Linked DNA regions of Homo sapiens: region 1 is linked to region 2. Evidence: chromatin contacts called from ENCODE Hi-C or POLR2A ChIA-PET data. All regions are on one chromosome and are shown on one strand. The core of a region is the stretch at or near the end of the contact, and the rest is flanking DNA. Distances in the headings are between cores, read along the strand shown. Region 1 overlaps SUN2 (Sad1 and UNC84 domain containing 2). Region 2 overlaps FAM227A (family with sequence similarity 227 member A).

Region 1 (5,604 bases), core at 2,879-5,378, 140 kb before region 2:
CGCCCTGACTCACCTCCTGGCCCCCGCCCCGCCTGCCGCGCCACTGGTCAGCCGGGAGGGCGGTGTCTGCGGGCGGGACTTCCCGGGCAGCCTCCCGGGAGGAGGAGGGCAAAGGCCGACTGCCCCAACCCGGCCCCGGGCAGCGCCTACGGGTTTTGTGCCAGACAGGCCGTTTCCAGGGACAGGCAGTTCCCAGCCTCTGCCTGTCAGAACTCAGGGCCTCAGAGGAAGGCCCGTTTTGTTCAGTTCTAAAACAAAACAAAACAAAGCAATGGGGGGCGCGGTGTGACTTAGAGAGCCAGGAGGCGCGCCTTTGGTGACAATTTCTGCAGGTTTGGCCTGTGGGAATGAGGGCAGAGGGAGTTAGCACCGGGCGTTTGGCAGGTCCCACAAGGGCGTGTGGCCTGGCTGTGCCCAGGGAGTGGAAATGTCACGAGGAAGATGCCCCAGATCTGGTTTAAGTCTGAAGATGGATGGAGATGTTTGTGATGGGGAAGGGCGGAATTGAGAAAGGAAGTCGCCCAGCTGAGAAGTGGGGAAGGATGCTTTCCGATGAGCGTTTCCTAACTGATTGTTAGGGAGGAGGTGGGGCGGGGGTGGTGTCTATTATGATTCGCAGTAGTAGATTTCAGCTCCCAGAGGCTCACTTCTTGTTTTGGAGAATGGGGCCTCGACCTTTTTCATCTTGTGAAACCCAGACTCAATGGTAAACTGTTTTGTGATGCCAGGATGCCGCAGGAAAGACTGAGAGGCATCTCTGGGAGTTCTGGGAGGGCGGAGGCGGGTGCTGACAGTTTTCAGCACTCCCCGCTCAACCTCCATCAGAATATTTAGTTCTTCCCAGCGGCAGCTTGGGTATGGTATAAACATGTTGCCTTGTTTCTGCCCTGGGCAAAGGTGTCACCTCCTTCAGCAGGACAGAGGCTAAGAGGAGTCCCTGTGTGGGCAGCTGGAGCCTTCAGGTAGGGACCGTACGGGCGGGGCAGGGAGGGGGGAGGGGAGATTACCTTATAAGGACAGGAATAGAGACAAGGACCCAGGCCAACTTCCTGCTTTTCCTACTACCAATCGGTCCCTTTTCCAACACCAGCTAAAAGTAGAGGGGATGCCAGATGGGCGTCTGACCTGGGAAGATGCCAACAAGGCCAGGACATGAGGCTGCTTGTTTTTCAGAGGAGGACTTTCTAGCTGGACTAACCAGACCTTCGGGTTTCTGCAGCCTGGGTTGGGAAGTGGACTTCTATACTCACCACACAACCCAGAGAACTGGTCATTTAAGTATCAACCAGGAATATTAGAAGTGATCAAAAGTCACAAGCAAGTGCTAGGAATTCCCAAGTGACTTTGTTGTACGGGCCAGCAGAGGCACTAACGTTGAGACTCCCCATGTTGGCAGTCGGGGACTTTGAATTCGGGTGTCTAGACCTGAGTGGTTCATTAATCTTCCTCATGTCACAGAATGCTACCTCTTGCCAGATCTTTGCACTTTGGCTTCCTTTGTCCTCATTATCAGTTCCAGAGCCTTGATTTCTGCCCCACATGGTGACCGGAACTGACTGTAATTCATGCTGCCCTCCTCCTCCCTATTTTGTTAGTTTGCTAACAAATATTTGTTGTGTAACAAGTTTGTATACAGCCTTGTTTTGCGCATGTGTGAGGCTAAAAAAGATTCTAGCTGAGGACACACAACTAGAATCTTCAATACATTCCTGAAACAACTGGAAAACTTTATGCCTGAGTAGAAAGACCCAGGCCCTACAGCCTGTCAGAGCTGAGCCCAAACCCTGGCTTTGGCACTTACAGGCTGGGGACTGTGGACAAGTTACCCATTGCCTCAGTGTCCAGGTTCTTCCCTTGTAGATGGGAGTAATGATACCTACCTTGCTTCTAATAATATAAATGAGGTATACAAGGAGCCCGGTCCCAGCAGACACTTACCATTTTATCATCATCTTACCAAGATGTGGCAGCACAGTGTGCACCGTGGGGACAGACAGTGCAAGCGCCATCAGGACGTAGGTGGGAGCCTGGCCAACTTGGTGAAACCCTGTCTCTATTATTAAAAGAAAAGAAAAGAAAAATCCTTTTGGCTGAGCGTGGTGGCTCATGCCTGTAATCCCAGCACTTTGGGAAGCCGAGGTGGACAGATCACCTGAGGTCAGGAGTTCGAGACCAGCCTGGCCAACATGGCGAAACCCCGTCTCTATTAAAAATACAAAAATTAGCCAGTCCCGGTGGCGCACACCTGTAATCCCAGCTACTTGGGAGGCTGAGGCAGGAGAATCGCATGAACCTGGGAGGTAGAGGTTGCAGTGAGCCAAGATTGCACCACTGCACTTCAGCCTGGGAGGCAGCGCGAGACTCCATCTCAAAAAAAAAAAAAAAAAAAAAAAGAACATAGGTGGGGTCTACATGGGAAAGGTTTTCCATCAAGGTTCGTTGGGGCCCTCGATGAACGAGCACATGTCAGCAAAGGGACACAGCTAGAGCGAGACTGGGAGAAGTCTCTAGGGAGAAGGCAGGTGGGGTGGCTGGACCACCGGGCGTGCAGGCAGTGACCAGAAGCACCAGAGTCTCTGCTACTTGTCAGAGGTCGAGGAAGACCCAATTCTGGCTTGTGCGGAGCTCAGCACCATGAAGGATAAAGACAAGGAAACTGAGAATTGGGAAGCCTGTGGAAAGCGCCCTGGAAGAGGCTCCAGAGTCACGAAGTGAGCCCCAGGCCGGGCGTGACTCCAGCCGCTGCACAGTGCAGGGGTGCTTCACAGATCCCTGCCTTGCCCCCCATCAGGGCTGTTTAGACTGAACGCCGGGGGCCGGGGGCCGGGGGGGTGGTCTGTTCTCGGCTGTGAGGCGATGCCTCTGTCCCACCTCCTCTAGAGAGGAGCTGGGGACAGCCCCAGGCCTCACATCCAGTCCTCCTCCTCTCTCTCCTTAGATTCTCTTCAGGGGAAGAGTCCACATCCCACCTCATCATGTCCCGAAGAAGCCAGCGCCTCACGCGCTACTCCCAGGGTGACGATGACGGCAGCAGCAGCAGCGGAGGGAGCTCGGTGGCTGGGAGTCAGAGCACCCTGTTTAAAGACAGTCCTCTCAGGTAGGGACCCAAGGGAGTGCCACGGCCCCTGACAGCCCCACAAGCTTTTGGTCACTGCCCGCACGCCCTGTGGTCCAGCCATCCCCCTGCCTTCTTGTTGCAACCTTGGGTGGAAATCGAAGGACGTGGGCCCCCGTCCGGTCGAGGGGGTCCTTCCTTGCTCCATGTGTATGAGCACACAGCACCCATTCTTCTCCCACCGACTGTGAGCCGGGGCTGCTGCCCTCATGCTTAGAAAACAGGAAGTGGTAGGTCGGGCGCGGTGGCTCACGCCTGTAATGCCAGCTCTTTGGGAGGCCAAGGGAGGTGGATCACCTGACCCTGACCAACATAGTGAAACTCCGTCTCTACTAAAAATACAAAAATTAGCCCGGCATGGTGGCAGGCAGCTGTAATCCCAGCTACTCAGGAGGCTGAGGCAGGAGAATCGCTTGAACCTGGCAGGCAGAGGTTGCAGTGAGCGAGATCATGGCATTGCACTCCAGCCTGGGTTGACAAGAGTGAAACTCCATCTCAATCTCAAAAAGAAAAAAAGGAAAGAAAGAAAACAGGAAGTGGAGAGAGGCAGCTTCAACCATAAGCCAGGCCGGAAACCCCAAAACTGCAGGCTGGGCTCACAGGAACCCCCCCTGCTCTGGACGGGCGTGTCAGCCTTACCATCCTTCCTGGCCCCACGCCTGCATGTCTCACCACCTGTCCGGCCTCAGCAGCTGGCCAGCGACATGGCTGAGAACAGGCGCAGTCCTCAGGCCACTGGGAAATGGGCTGTGGCAGCAGCTGCCTGGTCGTCCTGCCCGGCTCACAGGCATGGGGCCCAGAAGACAGGCCCTGAGGCTTTGGCTAGCTCTGAGGCCAGGTCAGGTCTGTCTGGTTTCAGTGGGTTGTAAAGTTTGAATGTGGCTCCATCCCTAGCTGCCGCTGCCCGTCTTGCCCATCTGCTGGTGAGATTCAGAGAGAACAGGAGAGGACGTGCCAGCATTGGGAGAGTCAGGGGAATGGCAGCTGCGAGTTGCCTAGCAACAAGGGAACCCACACCCTGCACTAGGCAGGGCCGCAGGCTGTGGCTTTCCTTCATGCTCCTGGCTGGGCTCACCTCCCTGCTCCCTACCTCTGCCCTCATGGTTGTCCCACAGGACCTTGAAGAGGAAATCCAGCAACATGAAGCGCCTGTCCCCAGCGCCACAGCTGGGCCCGTCCTCTGATGCACACACCTCCTACTACAGTGAGTCGCTGGTCCACGAGTCCTGGTTCCCACCCAGGAGCTCCCTGGAGGAACTGCATGGTGACGCCAACTGGGGTGAGTGTGGAGCCCTCCGTCCCGGGGCTTTGCTTCCTCGGCCTCCCGCGAGATACTCCTCACAGTGTCCCCTGCAGTCCCCGGGATTCCCTCCTCAGAGCACCTCTCTGCCCAGACCCCACTTTTCAGAAGCTCTTGGAGGCCCAGAAGAGCCCCTGGTTCTTCCCTGCACAGGTGAGGACCTGCGGGTGCGGAGGAGGAGAGGCACGGGTGGCTCAGAGAGCAGCAGGGCCAGCGGGCTTGTGGGGCGCAAGGCCACCGAGGACTTCCTGGGCTCTTCCTCGGGCTACTCCTCTGAGGACGACTACGTGGGTAGGCGATGCTTCCTCCCTCCTGAGCAGATCCGAGGCTGCTGGGAGGCCTCAGGAAGGCTGGGCAGGGAGCCCCGGGGAGCTGGAGAGAGGGCAGCATGTGGCAGGCACAGCGCCCCTCCCATGCCCGGCCCTGGGTGCGCCCCAGCCTGGCCTGCGGTGGCCCCTGGTGCCCTGGGCTGTGACTGCCCTTCACTTGTCTGTCCTCCCCACCCCACGAGTCTATGGCAACCTAAGGCCAACATCCTTGCATTCAGGCCCATTCCAGCACTTTCCTGTGGGGCTCACACATGGTGGGTGCTCAGTCATTCTGAGTGGTGTGCATGTCAGACCCCAGCACCTAGTTCTGAACAGCAGCTTGAGGGGTGGCTGGTGAGGAGAGGGATGCAAACAGGAAGCTGTCAGAAGAAACAGAATGTCAAAGAGCTCCCATTTCATTCCTTACTGCACACCGGGCCTGTGTGGGGCTGTGGGGATGTGAAGGAGGGTGGGTGACTTGTGGTCTTGGCTCACAGAAGACAGTGAAGGAAGAGGCTCGAAAGTGACAGAGACTGAGCCAGTGTCCTCGTTCCCCGCAGGCTACTCGGATGTGGACCAGCAGAGTTCCAGCTCGCGGCTCCGAAGCGCCGTCTCACGGGCGGGCTCCTTACTCTGGATGGTGGCCACTTCGCCAGGTGGGCTGCAACCCGTGCCCAGTTACTTCCATTCTTGGTGATAGTGCTTTCTTACCCATCTCTCTGCAGTTGGGCATCCTGCCCATGCAGAGAGACTGTAGGACCATTGGGGAAAGGTCATTCTAGAATAATCACTGGGAGCCCAGAGCTGTGGGGACCCCCTTGCGTGGAAGGGAAGGAGTAGCTGCAGAGCAGGACAGAGGGTGTGGGCAGGTGGGATCCAAG
Region 2 (5,217 bases), core at 2,275-4,774:
TGGAGATGTGACAAGACAAAGGAAAAGAGGTTTAGGCTTCTGGGGATGGTAAATTGTGGGAAGGTAAATATATGGGAGAAACTAATGGAAGATAAGGATTCTTTCAATAAGATTTCTATATGCAGATTCAAGGGGTGCCATCTCCAGTGATGAGTTGTCTCTTCTTCCTGGTACTGGAGATGGGAAGTGGGGACACCTTCACAAAGGAAAATTTATGCTCTGCTTTTAGATGGAAACTGGAATTGTAAAGAGATTTCCTGCATCTGCTGTTTTTCAATTGCCTTCAGCTCAAAATAATTCCTATGCAAAGTGGCCTATTTTGGGATGGCAGATTCTAACCCCCTTCACTCTCATCCTCAGGGTCAGCTTTCTGCCCCTCTGGGCTGGATGATGTTCCTTATTATACAGGCCAATGTCCCTTTCCTTCAGAGCACTCATGTAATTATTTGGTTATTACTCTGATCATGGCTGTTTCCCCTGCTAATCTTTTTTTTAATTGGTTTATTCTTTTAGAGACAGGGTCTCACTCTGTTGCCCAGGCCAGAGTGCTGTGGCGTCCTCCTGGATTCAAGTAATCCTACTGCCTCAACCTCCTGAGTAGCTGGAACATGTCACCATGAATTTTTAATAGAGAAGTCTTGCTATGTTGCCCAGGCTGGTCTTGAACTCCTAGCTCAAGCAATCCTCCTACTTTAGCCTCCTGAAGTGCTTCAATTATAGGTGAGCCACCAGGCCCAGCCTCCCCGCTAATCTTTAAACCCTAGGACAACATTCCCACTTCTAGTACCTGAATGCCCCATTTCTAATGACATGCTTCCTTAACAAATGGCATTGGAGGCTTAATTCATTAAGACAGCCTCCTCCGGCCGGGTGTGGAGGCTCACGCCTGTAATCCCAGCACTTTGGGAGTCCAAGGCAGGCGGATTACAAGGTCAGGAGATCGAGACCATCTTAGCTAACACGGTGAAACCCCATCTCTACTAAAAATACAAAAAATTAGCTGGGTGTGGTGGCACACACCTGTAGTCCCAGCTACTCGGGAGACTGAGGCAAGAGATTTGCTTTAACCCGGGAGGCGGAGGTTGCTGTGAGCTGAGATCGTGCCGCTGCACTCCAGCCTTGGTGACGGAGCAAGACTCTGTCTCAAAAAAAAAAAAAAAAAAAAAGTCTGTTCTCACAGGTTCAGATTCCATCTGTGTGGCCTTAGGCAAGTTATTTGACTTCCCTAAGACTTTGTTTCTATGGGTATAAAATAGATACAACAACCATGGTGCCTTCTTGCAGACATTCTGAAGACTGTGCGGCCCCACAGCTCAGAAGGGCACTCAGTGCTGCCTGGCCGCACCACTGTACTGCCCTAGCATGCCCAGATTCTCCCACCTTCGAAACACTTCCCCTGCAGCGTGTCCTTCCCCACCTGCCCTCCTCCCCAGCACCACCCAGGGAAGGTCTTCACTGAGAAATCACAAGCAGTCAGCAGGAAGGCCCGTGCCTTCCCACCACCAAGACAGCCTGCCCCCCTCTGCACCCTCGCCATCTGCCATCTCTGTGCCTATGGAGAGGTCCTGCTCCCCTCCCAGGTCAGTCCCCAGCCTGTGTTCTGAACCTTGGCCCTCAGCTTCCCAAGTAGAGATGCCCTTAGCGCCCCTCTTTCCTGCATCTTCATTTCCTCCCATTCTGTGGGGTCATTCCCATCACTGAACAGCCGTGCTTTCATCATCTCTTATCTTGACTCCACATCCCCATCTTTTGCTCCCTTTCACTCCAGAACTTATTATTTTTTTTTTTTTTTGAGATGGAGTTTCGCTCCTGTAGCCCAGGCTGGAGTGCAATGGCATGATCTTGGCTCACTGCAACCTCCACCTCCCAGGTTCAAGCGATTCTTCTGCCTCAGCCTCCCGAGTAGGTGGGATTACAGGCTTGCACCACCATGCCCAGCTAATTTTTTTTGTATTTTTAGTAGAGACGGGGTTTCACCATGTTGGCCAGGCTAGCCTCGAACTCCTGATCTCAGGCAATCCACCTGCCTCAGCCTCCCAAAGTGCTGGGATTACAGGCATGAGCCACATCCAGCCCAGAACTTCTTGAAAGATGCCTCTGTACCCCCATCTCTGCCTGGCTACTCCTGTCAGGTTCCTGCCCCCGGCAGCCACTGCAGCTGCTCTTGCCAACAGCGCGGGGACCCCACTGGCTTGGACTGAGTCACTCCTCTAACCTGTTTGGTGTGGTTGGCCACTCCCATCTTCTTGAGACGCTTTGTTCTCTTGGCTTCTTTGTTGCCAAACTTTTGACAGTGTTTTCCTTCCTCACTGGCTGACCCCTCTCCATCTTCTCTGCCAGCTCCCTGTCCTGTCAGTCTACTCTTTCCCAAGCCCCCTTCCTTACTGTATCTACATATTCTCCCTGGGTGGCCTCATTTGGTCTGGTAGCTTCAAATACCGCCCATACGCCAGTGACCCACCTTCGCCCTGGCCTCTCCCGGAACTCGTACTTGTCTATCCACCAGCCTTCTCAGCCACACCAGGAGGATTTGAGGAACCTCAATCCAGGTGAGGAAAGCACCTGACTCCTAACCCTCAGTGTCCTCTCTTGCCTGGCTGACTGCAGCAGCTGCCACCTGGGCTCCTTTCTTTTACTTGTAGCACCAACCCAGCCTCCACATAGTGACCAGAGTAACCTTTTACAGATATACATCAGATGGGGTTATTCCCTGCTTAAAACCTCCAATAACTTCTTCATTGCATTTGGAATAAAATCCAGTCTCGCTCACCTGACTTGCAGTGCCGTACAGAATCAGGCCCCCCCACTGCAGGTGCCTGGCACCCATGCCCTCCCACAGCACCAGGCACTGGACTTCCTTCTGCCTCTTGGACGTGCCAGGTCTATGCCTGGTTGGGCCTTTGCACTCGCTGTCCTCTTTGCCTGGAATCTGCTTTCCTCAGGGATCCAGAGGGGAAATCTGGTTCCTCCTTGTCCCTCAGATGCCAGGTTCACTGTCATTGCCCTAGAGAAGCTGTCCCTGACTGCCAGCCTCTGTCTTCCCATAACCTATCTCAATCTCTGTACAGTACTTATCTTCCTGTTGGGTTGATGTGTTGTTTAGAGTTTGTCTCCCTCTCTTAGAAGGTAAACTCTGTCCGGGCGCGATGGCTCAAGCCTGTAATCTTCAGCACTTTGGGAGGCCCAGGCAGGCGAATCACTTGAGGTCAGGAGTTCAAGACCAGTCTGGCCAACATGGTGAAACCCCATCTCTACTAAAAATACATAAATTAGTTGGGCGTGGCAGTGCGTGCCTATAATCCCAGCTACGGGGAGGCTGAGGCAGGATAATTGCTTGAACCAGGGGGCGGAGGTTGCAGTGAACCAAGATCGTGCCACTGCACTCCAGCCTGGGTAACATTTATTGCTGTTCTATCTCTTTTACCTCCTAGAACAGACCTAACACAAAGAAGACACTTAACAAATATTTCTGGACTTCGTGAATGAGGTCATCTATGTAAACTCTTGGCCCTGTGCTTAGCATATGACTGTGCTCTGTAAACGTCAGTTCCCAAAAAGTGCAGATGACATAGGTGCTGCAGAGGGACAGCCATCACCCAGAGACCAAGACCAAAATATTATTCAGTGTTTGGGTACTGCCTGTCACAATGGCTTGAAACAAGCGTGTGTTCTTTGTACTGAAATACATAAACTCTTCTGACAGTTATTTCAGGAACCTAGTTAAGAGATTCCATTTACTGCCCCCAAAATAGAAATAATCAAAAACTCTGGAACCTTGAGCACAGCTGAAGTTTTAATGGGCAAACCAGGATAGAGGGAGTAATTGGGTTTTGTGGTGGGGATAGAGCCTCTCTCATCAAGAGCAGACACGTTTTCCCATCTGCTCAATGAAAGAGCTGGCTGTGTTCAAAATATGCATTTCAATGGCAGTAGTCTGTCTGAGAGTCCACAATTCAGGGGAATGAGTTGCAATTACTTTCCATCTCTGGTCTCCTGTCTGCCCTTCTCTTGTTTAAGTGTTAGGGATTTGCACAGTGGAAATGCAAAAGTATCTAACCACAGAGCTGGCTTCTGCTATGAGACCCAGCTATAAATTAGGACACCCACCTATTAGAGACTGAGTCATTTGTTCATTTAATAAATATTTTTAAAGATAAAAAGTTTTAGGAAATGGAATCTGAGGGAGAAAATGATAGGGAGAGAGAAAACCAGGGAGATGAAAAGAGCAGCAGGCAGGATATTCTCTCCTGCGTCTCTTTGCACAGTAGCTCAACTCTGTGTCCCCCTTTCCCAGCTCCCCAGGTCCTAAACCTGGAGAAGTAGTATATAGTTGAGAGACCAGACTATCAAATTAGGCATGGACTAGAATCCTAGCTCTTAACCTGGCCAACATGGTGAAACCCTGTCTCTACTACAAACACAAAAATTAGATGGGCGTGGTGCCATGCACCTGTGGTCCCAGCTACTTGGGGGACTGAGGCATCTCTTGAACCCAGGAGGCAGAGGTTGCAGTGAGCTGAGATCGCACCCCTGCACTCCAGCCTGGGCAGTAGAGCGAGACCCTGTCTCAAAAAAAAGAATTCTAGCTCTCAGATGAGTCATTTCATCTCACTGAACCTCAGTTTTCTTATCAGTAAAATAGGTACCTAGAGAAATCAGTCACAATGTGGGCGTTAAATATGATCTTACATGCAAGCACTCAGCAAACAGCATAGCACAGAGTAAGAACTCAATAAACATTAGCTCTTAATCATATTATACAAGGGTGGTACCTAGAGAAACACAGCTGGAGATTAGGAAAAATGATGTCTTTGAGCCAGGAAGGCATACATTTCAGGGACTCCCAACATCCGTGAAACCCAGTTGTACACACCTTCCCCGTTATATATGTCAGGTGCAAACACATAGTATTAGGATCCTGAGCTTTGTCTCTGGGAAGATGATGAGATAGCTAGAAACTGCATTGTCAGGGTCCAAGGACATCCCTGGGCTGGGACCTTGGACCTAGATCCTTGCAGGGGGGAAAACAAACAAATTATATATATCATATATATTATAAATATATATTATATAATATATGTTATATATTATATATGATATATATTATATAATATATGTTATATATTATATATGATATATATTATATGTTATATATTATATATGATATATATTATATATGATATATAATATATGTTATAATATATGTTATATATTATA

Evidence for each region. Hi-C counts contacts between places; a loop is a spot of excess contacts on that map. ChIA-PET counts read pairs that join two places held with the same protein, here RNA polymerase II (POLR2A). Pooled maps may share reads with other maps.
Region 1: a loop to region 2 is called in a pooled map, with 2.7 times the contacts of the local background. The contact joins two enhancer-like sites. A Hi-C loop is called at or near these places in 1 of 50 pooled maps. POLR2A ChIA-PET finds 5 or more read pairs at or near these places in 3 of 52 experiments (OCI-LY7, activated T-cell and naive thymus-derived CD8-positive, alpha-beta T cell).

What each region holds. Positions count from the first base shown.
Region 1 is chr22:38,750,000-38,755,603 of GRCh38, reverse strand. It overlaps SUN2 (Sad1 and UNC84 domain containing 2), which reads left to right. Exons shown (of 18, transcript NM_015374.3): 2 at 2,939-3,097; 3 at 4,231-4,394; 4 at 4,569-4,706; 5 at 5,284-5,379. The coding sequence starts at 2,976. Among named protein-coding and RNA genes, the nearest start is that of SUN2, 3.2 kb to the left of the region's middle. RefSeq lists a silencer at 1-232 and enhancers at 723-792, 3,411-3,460. Within about 2 kb of position 4,128, at least 24 of the 41 ENCODE cell types and tissues checked have a DNase peak (open chromatin) inside an H3K27ac peak, as active enhancers do.
Region 2 is chr22:38,613,242-38,618,458 of GRCh38, reverse strand. All of the region lies in intron 11 of FAM227A (family with sequence similarity 227 member A), which reads left to right. Among named protein-coding and RNA genes, the nearest start is that of FAM227A, 41 kb to the left of the region's middle. Within about 2 kb of position 3,524, at least 2 of the 41 ENCODE cell types and tissues checked have a DNase peak (open chromatin) inside an H3K27ac peak, as active enhancers do.